3 separate regions of the Mus musculus genome follow, and regions 1 and 2 are each linked to region 3. Evidence: chromatin loops called from intact Hi-C (ENCODE). Cell type or tissue: heart. All regions are shown on one strand. Links, peaks and the distances in the headings refer to the core of each region. The heading gives the core; the rest is flanking DNA.

Region 1 (4,167 bases), core at 682-3,181, 250 kb after region 3:
TTCGTTGTCACCAAGGCTACAGTAATCACCTTCTTTCTTTTTTTTCCGTAGATGGTGCTGCAGCTCTTTCCCCCATTGCTTAATATCTTGATGGCATTTTAAAGACCATGGGTTCTGAATCAACCTGTTGCCGTTTTATCCAAGATTCTTCACCAAAAGTCCTCTATCCTTGCTGGACCGTGGTGCCCACTGACCATGAATGAAATTCTTCTCCCTCGCCACCAACGTGCTCCCATTCACCTGGGACCCAGCAGCATGTCTACAGCCACCTCTGTTCATGACTTCCCCATCCTCTTGACACATTACCATCACCTGAGAAATACCGAGCAGCAAAGAACTTCTGCAATGCCAACCAAACTATCACAGTTGTTCATATCCCTGCTTCTCCTGCTGTGTCCGCAGCTCTTTTTGACCATTCCTACAGGTGACAACGTTGTACACACTCATGACAGTCTTTCCATTTGTCTAGCAGATTCTTTTCCTTCTTGCTTGCATATGTGAGATGTGCGACTAGGGAACAGACTAGCAACCAGTGATCCATTTGGCTTGGGCTATGCACACCCATCTTCTAATAATGTATCAGGCACTACTTCCTGTAAGTACTATGTATACAAACATACCTCTGAATATGGAGGGTATGAGAGCAGATCTGGCACAGACTGTATTGGAGTACAAGGCAAAACTGTGTCTTTCAGTAAATTTTTAAAGGAAATCTTTTATTAGCTATCTAATACCTACCAATAATAGGGTGTACATATTAACGTCAGATGGATTAAGGGAAGAATGGCTCACAGTGAACAACTGTTAATGTGATCCAAGCTGACAGTCAAAATAGGGAATCACTTGATTACACGCCTAGCACCAAAGCTCCCTCCTCTTGTGTATCCTACAAAAAGAAGCCCCAAACAGTACTTGGAGCCTTGAGTATCTCCATACATGCGGCCCACCGTCCTCTTGCAGTATATTCTGTTCTGTTGCTTCTCTTGAATGAAGTCTCCTCACTATTTTGTAATCTGTGTGGACTTTGATTTCAGGCCAAGAACCTGGAAACACCTGGCCCAGATCCTGACTGCTATCAACACACCAACTTTGTCCAGCTTGAAAACAAAGCAGAACAAAACAAGACAAAGGCAAAGACAAAAAAACAAAACAAAACAAAAAAATCCCCCAAAGACCAAAACCAAAACAAAAAACCCACCAAAACCTCTGTTCCTTTTGTGTTTTATTTTCCTCATTAGTCATTCCTGTTAGTGAGCACACACACGCCACGCCTCATCAAAACATACTGTACCTTATTTCCATGTCACTCCCTCCCCACTTATTCTTCTTCTGAACAAAAACACTCTATTCACATTTTCTCCCTCCTCCTAGTCTTCCTCAGGTCTACTCCAGGCAAGCTCACACCCCACTACCAAGGAAACCCTTACAGTGAAGCTTCCAGCGACATCTGCACTGCCAAGGCCCACTCTGAAGTCCCAGCTCTTGTCTTGGTCAACGAGTCGCAGTCACTGACTTCGGGGGCTGATGAATCCCTTCTGTCCTGAAACACTTGCTTCTCTTGGCTCGCTCTTGGGACTCTGAACTCTTGCATCTCTCTGGCCATGTCCTTTTGCCTCCTTGTGCTTCCCTAGACTCCAATAGATGGTGATTTTCCATGTCTCAGTCCTTGACCTTTCCTGTCAAGGCTTACTCTCTGGCTGACATCATGCAGTCTCATGGTTGAAGCCTCATCTATATTTGGATTCTCTTGGTTCCGAGTTTCTATCTTTAGCCTGAACTTCTTCCTTTAACTCTCTGCTTGCACATCCCATGGCTTCCTTACTGTCGGTATCTCGCAGCTAGTAGAACTCATAGTGCACTCTGTCTGAGCTCCTGACGTGGTCCACACTTCCACTCGCCTCCAGCAGCCTGTGCTTTGTCTGCTGACTCTATTGTCACCCTTCCTTTTTGTTGTCACATTGGAAATTCTTTTGGTTTCACTTTCAAGACCTCCCCAGAAACCACACGCTTGTCGCCATCTGACAGGCTACCTCTATCCTGGTCTAAAACCTGTCAATTGCCTATGAACTAAACAAACAGCCTGCACAAGTACAGACCCTGAAGTCCCACCATGCAGACTGGACGCAGTGGCTCTGCCAGTAAAGAATGACCTGAGCAAGGTGCTCAACTCTGCTTCTCCAGGTTCCTCACTGGGAAGACTGGGATCCTAACAACAATGCTGCTACTATGACTAGAAGTTGTGGAAAGTATTAAAGAAAAAAAAAAAACACCCCACATATAAAATATTGCCAGCCCCTACCAAATAGCATATGACCAATAAATGCTAAGTATTATCTATAAAGCTATAAAAACTCCATGACAGCGGATGAAAGGTGGTCAGCAAAATCAGAGAAGTTATGGGAATAACTATTCTGCTGAGCATAAGCCAAGACGATCTTTCCATATCCAAACCTAAGACAGGTGTGGTGGTGTGTGCCAACAATCTCAGTGCTTTGGAGGCAGAGGCAAGAGGATCAAGATTTCAAGGCGATCTTCAGACAATAGTGAGCCCAAGGGAAGCCTGGGCTGCATTAGGTGCTATGTCAAAAATTCAAACATGAATAAATAAATAAAAATTAATTAATTAATACCCAGGCCCATGTTGAATCAGGATAGAGCATGTTTGCATCAACTACTCTGACCTGTGCCTGTCTCTCGGTCCATTGCACCTTGGAGCAGCTTTTATCTGTCTTACAGTTTTACAGACAGACAACCCACTGCTAAGATGCCTCGATCTGGTAGTACTTGGTATTATCATGTCGCTGTCCTCAGCTTTAAGAACAATTTCTTCTCCAAATCCCCTTCCAGATCCCAGGAATCACAGATGGCCTTAATCTCAATCTTGGCTCTATTCTTGGTCAATCCCCCAATCACTCTTAAGGATTCCATATCTGGGTTACTGTTGCTGCTACCAATGACCACATTTAAAAGTGAGCCCAGCTCGGCATCAGGTCCTCTGCCTATATACTGGAGCTTCCAGGTTAAGTGTTTTATGGGTGCTTGAGTGTGCAAACAAGAGGGTCTCTGACTCTTCTGCTTCTTGTGCTTTTTTCCTTCTGTTGGTTTGTCTTGCCCAACTTTAATGTATCTTATTATATTCGTTTTATCTTATTATATTTTATTTTGTTATATTAAGAAGTGAATGAATGAATGAATGAATGAATGAATGAATAAATGAAAACTTAGCATAAAGGTTAACAACTGAACTGTCACTTATACCTGCTGGGGACAGGAGAGGGAAAAATCAGTTTTCTCCGACAAAATAACACTGGGTGTATCAACCATTCCAGAACAGGCCTCACGTTCCATGTCGGCTGACCAGCACATAACTGGACTCCACAATTATTATTTTTTTGTGTGTATTTTCTTTGGCTATGCTTTGGCAGATCCTTTTTTTTTTTCTCTTTTGTGGTATGGTTTTTACCTTGTTTTCTTGGTTTTGAGGGGCTCTGCTGTGTTGAGTTTTTGTTTGTTTTTTGAACAGGAACTTTAAAGTTGGGTGGGTAAGGAAGGGGAAGAGGATCTAAAAGGACAGGTGAAGTGAAGAATATGATCAAAATATATTGAAATTTTAAAATTATTTTAAATAATAAGATGTAATTAAAGCTACATTAAAAACGAGCCCTATAAATCTAATTTCATGCAGCCATGAAGACCATTTTAAATTCTCATTTTACTGGGAAAAAGAAAGCCCAGGCTTTTGGAGAAATGTGGTTGCTACAGAAAAATTGTAAGCCGCCAAGTAAGACCAGAAAAACTAATAATTTCCCATAAATTCCAAGGTGAGGCCAGCCAGCCAGACCTCCATGGGTGAAAAAAAAAAAAGAGTAATTAAATAATTTTCCTGAACACCCAGCAGTAACCTTTCTTATTTGTGACTAAACTTCATCAGTAGAAACTTTAGGAATTTCTTTTGGCTAATTGTAGGGTTTTCTAGGAGAGAACCACTTTCTGTGGTATTGGGATTTCCACAAGCACAAAGTGCCTTGGCTGGAAAACACTAAGAGGCATCTCCCTCACTGCCAGCCTTCTCTCTGGCTTGCCACTCACACCATCCAAGGCTCTCCTTCACAAGCAGGTTGATGCCGACACCTAATAAATTAGGCAGATGGGGCTCATACATCAACG
Region 2 (4,167 bases), core at 682-3,181, 240 kb after region 3:
ACAGCATGTTCAGCAGTGGTTCACAGTCTTTATGTCCAATCATTGAATCTTCACAACAGTCGCCTTAAAGAGATTCTCTTTTAATCCCTATCTAACTGGGGAGAAAACCGAAGGACGGACAGATTGAATGATTTGTAACCCAACTAGCTAATGGTGAGATTCAGATTTAATCTGTTGCAGCATGGCACTAGAACGAGACAGGTTAGCTATCCTTGCGCAATAGCACAAGATACATGTAATAGATTTTTATAGTTTTATTAAATATTGAACTCAGGAAAATTAAATCATAGCAGGCTGCAAATATAATTCAAACTTTTATTAAATGTCAGGATATTGGATCTTTGGATGCATTTTACTTCTGGGCAATCGCCCAGGTTCGAAGCATATATTTAAGTATTTGCTGTCATGATTTTGCATTGGTTTACAATTGCAAACCAGATTACATGGCGGGGGAGATTAAATTACTGACACGCTTTAGGGAGGAGACCTTTTGATCCTGGTGAACAGGCTCGAGTGTGATGCAGTACCCAGCAGGCCTCACTGACCTGGGCGTTTCCTTTAACGCACTGCTCTACCTCTATCGGGTGGTGTGTTGTCCGATTTGGATTTTCCAAAAGTAGGGGGTTATTCCTTATCTTTTAACCAGGTGCATTCCTACTGGAAATAAACGATCTTGGTATGTGACGAGATATGTGGATGCTATCAAAACTATTTTCTGCTTAGTTATAAAAGTCTAAAATTGCTAATTATGCCAACTTTTTTTCTTTCCCTAAAGTTCTCTAAAACATTATGAGAGTGGAAAGAACAACCTTTTTTTCATCAAAATAATGTCAAAGGCCACAGCCCTCCATGGAAGTATCCTCATTACCATGTCTCTGCCCACCTTGCTTTTGTCTGCACCCTGTATCTCTTACATGAAAGCTAGATTCCCAATGGTTCTAACTCCTTGCCTATCACAGTTATGAGATCAATCCTGGTAGGAACTATAGCAGCCTCTCCTTTGGAATTAGTGCTCATCCGGGTCCAGTGACATGGGCCTGGTATGGTTCCTGACTACTTCCTGGTTGACAGGCTTGCAGCGCCTGCTCACTGATACCAACTGCCCGATGCCTGAGACCACAAAGGTACTGTGTCCATGAGTCCTCTGCTCCCTTTGAGCTGAAGTTCTGTGTATTCACAAACTGGGCTATGCTTGAATCCACTACGTCTTTTGAGGATTTTCCAAAGACTTTCCTATGTCTAAGGACCAAGGGAGAGTGCCTGGCTGAATGCCTGGGCTTTCCAATGGAAACAGTCACAGGAGTAGGCTCCCAAGGCAGGCTAAAGGAACCTTGACACTCATTGTTATAAGAGAAGCCACTTAAGCAATCCCAAGTAAAGAAGAAACGCCAGACCCAAATGTGAAGTGGTAGGTTGTTGTTAAGAAGAAAGTGTAGTCAGGGTGCCAGATTGAAGCCGGCTCAAAAGAAAGAGCAGGGAGCTCAGAGTGCAAGTGGAACAGAGTGGAGCATGCAGAACAATGCAGGGCAGGTTGGGGAATGAATCCTGCAGGTTCTGTGATCCTTTAACGAGCAGTGGCTGGCACCAAGACCTTCAGGTTTGCAGCTGGCCTGGCTTGTCCTCTGGCTCCTCTTGCCTGTTTGTGCCTGTCTTTTGCTGCCAAGACCTCAGCAAGCCTCTCGCCTGCTGGACTTTGTGGTCTGTTCCATTTTCAGTTTAATAGAATTGATGTTGCTTGGTGCTCCCAGGACACATGGCATTGCTCTGTTTGGCGCTGGCAGTGCCTTCAACAGAAGGGGGGGAGGGGAGGGGAGGGGAGGAGGACTGCCAAGCAGCTATTTCCTTCAGCTGTGGTCCCACTGCGCCTCCTGCTTCTTGTGAGCGACAAGTCTGAAGGATTCTGAGTGGGATTTTTAAATTAAAATGTTTGATGTTTTCTATCGTGGAACATAGGAGATCATCTCTAATTAAAGTCAGCAAGTGTTTATTGAACACAGTGTTTAACAGCATTGCTTACCCTCACCCCAACCTTGTTATAAAAAAAATCATAGGAGCAAAATAATAATAATAATAATAATAATAATAATAATAATAATAATAATAATAATAATATACAGTGAGGTTCCAGAGTTCAAGGACATACTCACAAGTCATTACTATCTTCTCTTCCCCTCTCCTCCCCTTTCTCTTTCAGTTCTACAGACTGAACCCAAGGATTGGTGCATGCTAGGCAGTCTTTTGCCACTGGATATAATCCAGGTTACATTATGGCTTGAAATCATCTAATGCAAATGATAACGTAGCTAACATTACAAGCCATCTCAGAGCTTTCCATGTATCGTGACTCAGATGATGCCAGCTAAAACCAAACCACACAAAGAATATTTATTTCAGTCGCACTTCAGGATCTGAACAGATTCTGATTTTTTTTTTCAGCTTGTCTGAAGTATGACAAATTGGAACTGTGCATATTTAAGACATTTAAGGTGTACATCCTGACGTTTGGGTATGTATGTACATTACAAAGTGATCACCGCGGTCTAACTATTAACATATCCGTCACCTCGTAGAATTTGCATTTCCTACTCTACCTGTAGTAAGAACATTTAAGAAAATCTCAGGGCTATGACACAATATTGTCAAGTGTAGTCACTCACCATGCCTAAGAGAAGCGTAGCCACAGTGGCGGGCATGGTAGCGGAGACAGAAAGCTGAGAGTCTCAGCATGACACAGGGAGGGCAAGCTGGAAGCTGCATGATGTTTTAAACCCTCAAAGCCAGCCTCCAGTGATGTACCTCCTCCCACAGGCTATACATTCTGTACCTCCCCCAAACAGCAATGTCAACTGAGGACCAAGCGTTTAAACATTTGAGACTGGAGGATCTTCTCATTCAAGCCACCATAGGGTTGTACCTTGGATTCCACACAGAGATGATATCAAGTCATATTTATTTTGCAGAGTCTGGCTTATCAACATAATGTGCCCAGCATCACCCACATGGAGGCTTTAGTTATAATCCTCGTGCACTGGTTTGGACCCTGGAATTCGTTTGAAGAGATGTAGATCATCAGCTGAGTGCCATGTGCCAACCGTGAGACCCAGACTGATGTTGGACATGTTTGTAGTTTTGGGGAAGTTCAGGTACATTCAGTGGTTCCCTCTTTCTCCAGCTTAGCAATGAACCCTTTTCTTTTGCTGGACTATGGAGATCCACCTATATTGCTGCCTCTTAAGACACTTTTTTTTTTTGTCCACAGACCCTCACTACATTTTTCTTCGTGCCATCCTGAAACCATCTGTCTGTTTTTCGTTTCATGGCGTCTTCTACCTTCAGTGGCCAGCTCTTGCCAGGAATGGATTTTTCTGAAGTATCAAGAGGTCACAAATAACAAGGTTTCTTTCTTTCTAAAAACTTAGCAACATCCCAGTGTTTGTGTGTATAGTCTCTCTGTGTCCTCTCTGTCTTGGTCTCTGTCTGTCTGTCTGTCTGTCTCTGTCTCTCTTTCTCTCTTGTGTGTATGCGTGTGTGTGTGTGTATGTTCCTAAGGATCACCTAAGGAACTCTGCATGCTAGACAAGCACTCTACCTGTGAATTATACCCACACTCCTACGCCACATTTTAAAAACAATATAACTGTAAGTTGGGTACGGCAGCACGAGCCTGTGATGTGAGCATTCAGAAGGCTGGGGAGGAGTTCAAGGTCAATCTGGGTCAAGGTTCAAGGTCAAGTGCTGAGATGCTCACTCAACAAAACAAAAACAGATACAGAGAGACTTATAACTTTACCTTCCCCTGGAAGTCTGAAATTCTAATTAGTAACAAAACCTTTCCTTTTTTTCCCCTTTCACACACATACTTGTGCTCCACCAAATCCGATTAAATATAAACAGCTAGTGTCTGGCTAGATGATTAACAACCCATAGATTGCTGGAAATGTCGAAGCAAACCGTAGAAAAGTGCCCTCAGACTAACTGAAAGGGTTAATCGCATTTACTTTCTCCTACCAAAGGGCTCTGTTTAATTTTCACGTCCGCATGTCTGGTGTCCTTTGATGAAGTATGTCATCTGCTCTTCAAAACTTCCCTGCTGGTAAAAGACATGCATTTATTTTTAAATACATTCATAATTTCTGCTCTATAGGAATAAACTATGCCTCCGGGAAA
Region 3 (4,167 bases), core at 969-3,468:
TTCTGCCTCAAAAATCAATCAGATATTAGACTATGAGTGTTTACAACTGTTTATCTAAGTAGAAAATATCTATGAACTTGATTTTAAAAAAATGGCAGTAAATCTTTAACAATTTAAGATGCTATAAAACTGGATAAGAATTTTCAAAGTATTTTAGTGTTTACATTTAATTAATTTTTATATCAGTCTAAAGGGAAAAACATAAGCAATCCCACGATTATAGGAAGATCTTATCATATGGCCAGGATTAGATTTAGCTGCAGTCCTCCCTTAGTAATAGATGGGGAAAATCTGACAATTAACATGGGAGTACCAGGGCATTAAAATACCAGCAGAGGGACTGGGGAGGGGGCTCACGGGTAAAACACTTGTTGTGCTGAAGTTGGGGGTCAGAATGGAATTCAGCTTCCCAAGATTCATGTAAAACCCAGCTCTCTGGAGGCCCAGGCAGGGAACCCCCACAGCAAGCTGGCTACAGAGACAGCAGGAGCAGCTAGCTCTGGACTCAGTTAGGGACCCTGCCTCGACGTGTAAGATGAGAGCACTGAAGATGCCTCCAGCCGTCAAACTTGGGTCTCTGAACACATCTGCATACATGTCCTCTCAACACCTGCACACACCTGAGTCCCCATACACAAAGGCGTGCATATGCAGCATTCACACACCAACAAATATACTCCTTCCCTCCACTAACACACGTAAGCAAACTAGGGAAGTACACAAGAAAGCAGAAAAAAAAGTTAAGCTCTTACTAAAAATATGCACTTAAGACTCTCCCAGGGCCGGGAGAAGGTTCCCGTGGTAATGTGCTTGCTGAACAGGCAATAGGGTCTGAGTCTAAGTCCTCGGCAGCCACAGAAAAGCAGGGCACAGGTATCGAGTATGGCTACACATGCCTGTCATCCCAGCATCCGGATGATCTCTGCTCCAGAAAGTATGTTGGCAGTTGATAGGTGACACTGATGCCAACTTCTGACCTCAACACACACAAACATGCACAAACACACATTATACATATGCCACACACTACTTTTTTAGAGTCATCGTGGTGGCACAGACCTTTAATCCTAGCACTTCATTTGATGAGAGGGAGAGGCAGGTGTGTCGGTTGACACGAGTTCAAGGCTAGCCTGGTTTACAAAGTTAGTTCCAGGTCAGCCAAGGTTACAAAGTGAGACTCTGCCTTAATTTTTTTTTTAAATCCAAAAGATTCTTTTTGTGGTATCTGAGTGTGATTCCCACCCCACTGTAAGCCTAAGTTGTTTGAATACTTGGTCCCCAGTTGGCTGTCTGGGAAGGGTGACGAGGAATGACCTTGTTGGAGAATGTGTCATGGGTGGGGGAGGCTGAGGTTTCAAAGCCTCCGGTCATCTCCAGTGCCCTCAGTGCCTCCTGCTCACGGTCTCTCAGCTGTTTCTACCCCATGCCTTCGCTCCCTCCTCATGAACTCCAACGCTCTGGAAAAGCCAATCCAATAAACACTTTCTTCTCTAAGTTCCTTACATCACAGTGTTTTAACAAAGCAGTAGGAAAGTAACTAATATATTCCCTATAGAAAGTTAAAAATTTAAAAAATGCAGGGAAAACTCATTTAAAAATCTTATCTTTAGGGCTGAAGGAGATGGTGAAGCGGTTAAAAGCACCGGATGCTTTTCCAGCACCCTCATGACGGCTCTCCACCATTCCTATTCCAGGGGATTCAATGCCCTCTCCTGGCCCCCATGGGCACCAGGCACATACAACACAAACATAAGGCAAATATACATATAAAAAAGTTTTTAAAAATTCTTCAACTTATAATCTTCATCACTAACAAATACTCACGATGCCCATATGGAGACAATGGAAAACAGATCTGAGTACTTCTAGCCAAAGTTCCTTTCTTTTAAGTGTGACAAACCCCCCAACAGCACTGAGTAAATTCTGTTCCTTTCTCCAGGATGAGACATCACATAAACAATGAACCTGGAATGTCACTGTGGAGCATCTGCAAACAGGGACATGGTGACCTGGGGGAAACACTGGGCATCGAAAATAAAACCGGATGCTACTTCCTGACTCAGTGAATCTCTAATCAGACCTGTTCAAAAGTCTCACTTGTTTACTGAAAAGAGGTATGGTGACTCCACTGTGTGACATCACAACGTGAAGCTGATTGATCAGAGCTGAAAATTTGTTCCCAGAGGCCACAGGAGGGCACACTCTTCATGGACAAAGTCACAAATGTCCTTTCAAAATGGCTGCTGCACTCAAAATACTTGGCTAAGAGCTGATTTACTCAGAGCTCTCATTAGCCATATTCAGCTGAGAAATCATGACAGTAAACTCCTAGTGAGCAGGTGAAATAAGCCACTAGTCACTATGCTTTCAGAGGGTCTGTCACTACTCTTTGACTTATTAATTCAAAAGGTCTGTCAAAAACTTGCTATAAGGTATCAGTTCCAAACCCCAGTCTCTCTGGGATGAATAATTAACTTCTGGTGCTCTCTTTCCAGTGGCCGGAGCCAGGCGGCTTAAGAGCTCCCCCTCCTCCTGCTTTCTGCAGTGCAACTCAGTGTATCTTACTTGGTAATACTCTGTGAGGGCGGGGTAGAGGTCCAAAGGAAGTCAGGGGACTTCTATTTCAGAGCCTTTTCTCATCAGAAACCATGGAGTTTTGAATGCATTATGATTGTGTGGCACACTGGTAGCTGCAGACATGGGATTTTAGTAACTAAGATGCCGAGGCAGTACGAGAGTGCAATGCCAATCAAGACTATGTAGCAAAACCCTATCTTTAAAAAAAAAAATCACTTATTTCAGGATTAAGTCAATAATATCTCAAATATTTATTCTGGATTTATCAGTTTTGATTCAGCTCAAGCAATTTAGTTTTCAAATGAGCAAGGCTAACATTCCAAGATATTAGCATGTATGAACTTTAAAAAAAAAAAACCAAAGTCAGTATTGCAATAGAATTTTCATACTTCTTAAAAGCAGACACTGAAGTGGCCTGCCATGAGCATTACACCTTGCTGTTTGTTGACAGCCCTCAGAGGACTCCACAGCAGTTTCCCTTTCACTGAGGACCTCACTGCGGCCACTTCATAGATTAGTTAGTGGAGCACCATCACTGCTGAATTTTAGAATATTTCACCACAGCACCAAAACAAAAGCAAGCCCCTAAGCCCACAGCGATCATTCCCACTCTCCCGTCCCTGGGGTCTTGAGTAGTATGGATGTTTCACTAAATGGAACTGAGCAACACGGGGTCACTGGTTAGTGCTCCTGCTACTCAGAATGTTCTTATTCACAAATACTATCACGTTGCAGAGAAATACAGTCGGGCTTTCTACTCATCGCTGAAGGATACAGAAGGAGGTAGTTAATCCTCAGTGTCAACTCAACTGGCCTAGGGTCCCTGAGGAAACACGTTTCTGGGCATATCTGTGCTTGCAGAGATTATAAGTGAGGAAGAAGACCACCGGCGACTGTAGCCGGCATCATCCCATGGGCTGAGGCCCCAGCCCAGACTCAGGGGAGGGGGAAGCCGGCTGAGCATCCCTGCTGTTCTGAGGCATGCCAAGAGGATTCGCAGGTCCACACTTCCAACACGATGGAGCTCCCTTCGCAGCCATTCGCAGCCGTGAGGATTCACGCCCCATCTAACCGGGAGCCAAAATAAAGCTTCCCTCTTCCCCTCAAGGTGCTTCTTTTCAGGTGTTTGCTCAGAGTGACAAGAACAGTACACATAACACATGGGTTCTTTTCATATTCGTGTGTTATAAATACTACTTACTACTATATATGAAACCATATAAATGTCTGGGTAAACCTGTTTCTAATTCTCTCAAATACAGACCTTAAATGTACTAAAAAATGCTGGGCTGTATAATATTCCAGGCCCATGACTTTGAAGATGGATCACTAGAATGGAAAAGTTGTTTGAAGAGCTGCCAAATTGTTTTCCAAAGCAGCTCTAGTGTCTTGTACTATCTCAACTAACACATTCTGCTTCAGTTCCCCATAGCCTTGGAACTCTGTTACTTTGTGTTTTCCTTTGGCTCTCCCATGGGGATGCCCACCCGCCTCTAGAACCCAGTTACAGGTGTGCGTCATCACTCCTAGCGCATCCACTTAAAACACCACCAGAAGTTTAGACCTTAATCTGCACACCATGCACACTTT

The links. Hi-C counts contacts between places; a loop is a spot of excess contacts. Peaks named below come from ENCODE experiments on the same cell type or tissue, not always from the same donor. Only the 100,000 strongest peaks of a DNase experiment are listed, where the experiment ranks them.
Region 1: a loop joins it to region 3, with 1.9 times the contacts of the local background. A loop is called at or near these places in 3 of 42 quality-filtered maps.
Region 2: a loop joins it to region 3, with 2.8 times the contacts of the local background. A loop is called at or near these places in 3 of 42 quality-filtered maps.

What each region holds. Positions count from the first base shown.
Region 1 is chr17:80,931,908-80,936,074 of GRCm38, forward strand. It overlaps C230072F16Rik (RIKEN cDNA C230072F16 gene), which reads left to right. Exons shown (of 6, transcript NR_131127.1): 5 at 52-424; 6 at 1,035-1,540. Among named protein-coding and RNA genes, the nearest start is that of Tmem178, 11 kb to the right of the region's middle. In heart, for the core only: no CTCF peak of the experiment used is centred there; a DNase peak (open chromatin) is centred at 1,634; H3K4me3 peaks cover 771 bases; H3K27ac peaks cover 2,109 bases.
Region 2 is chr17:80,920,207-80,924,373 of GRCm38, forward strand. It overlaps C230072F16Rik (RIKEN cDNA C230072F16 gene), which reads left to right. Exons shown (of 6, transcript NR_131127.1): 2 at 2,961-3,143; 3 at 3,260-3,395. Among named protein-coding and RNA genes, the nearest start is that of Tmem178, 22 kb to the right of the region's middle. In heart, for the core only: a CTCF peak has its summit at 1,876; a DNase peak (open chromatin) is centred at 1,675; H3K27ac peaks cover 270 bases.
Region 3 is chr17:80,681,861-80,686,027 of GRCm38, forward strand. The region is part of intron 1 of Map4k3 (mitogen-activated protein kinase kinase kinase kinase 3); the gene reads right to left. Among named protein-coding and RNA genes, the nearest start is that of Map4k3, 44 kb to the right of the region's middle. In heart, for the core only: a CTCF peak has its summit at 2,186 (motif pointing right); no DNase peak of the experiment used is centred there.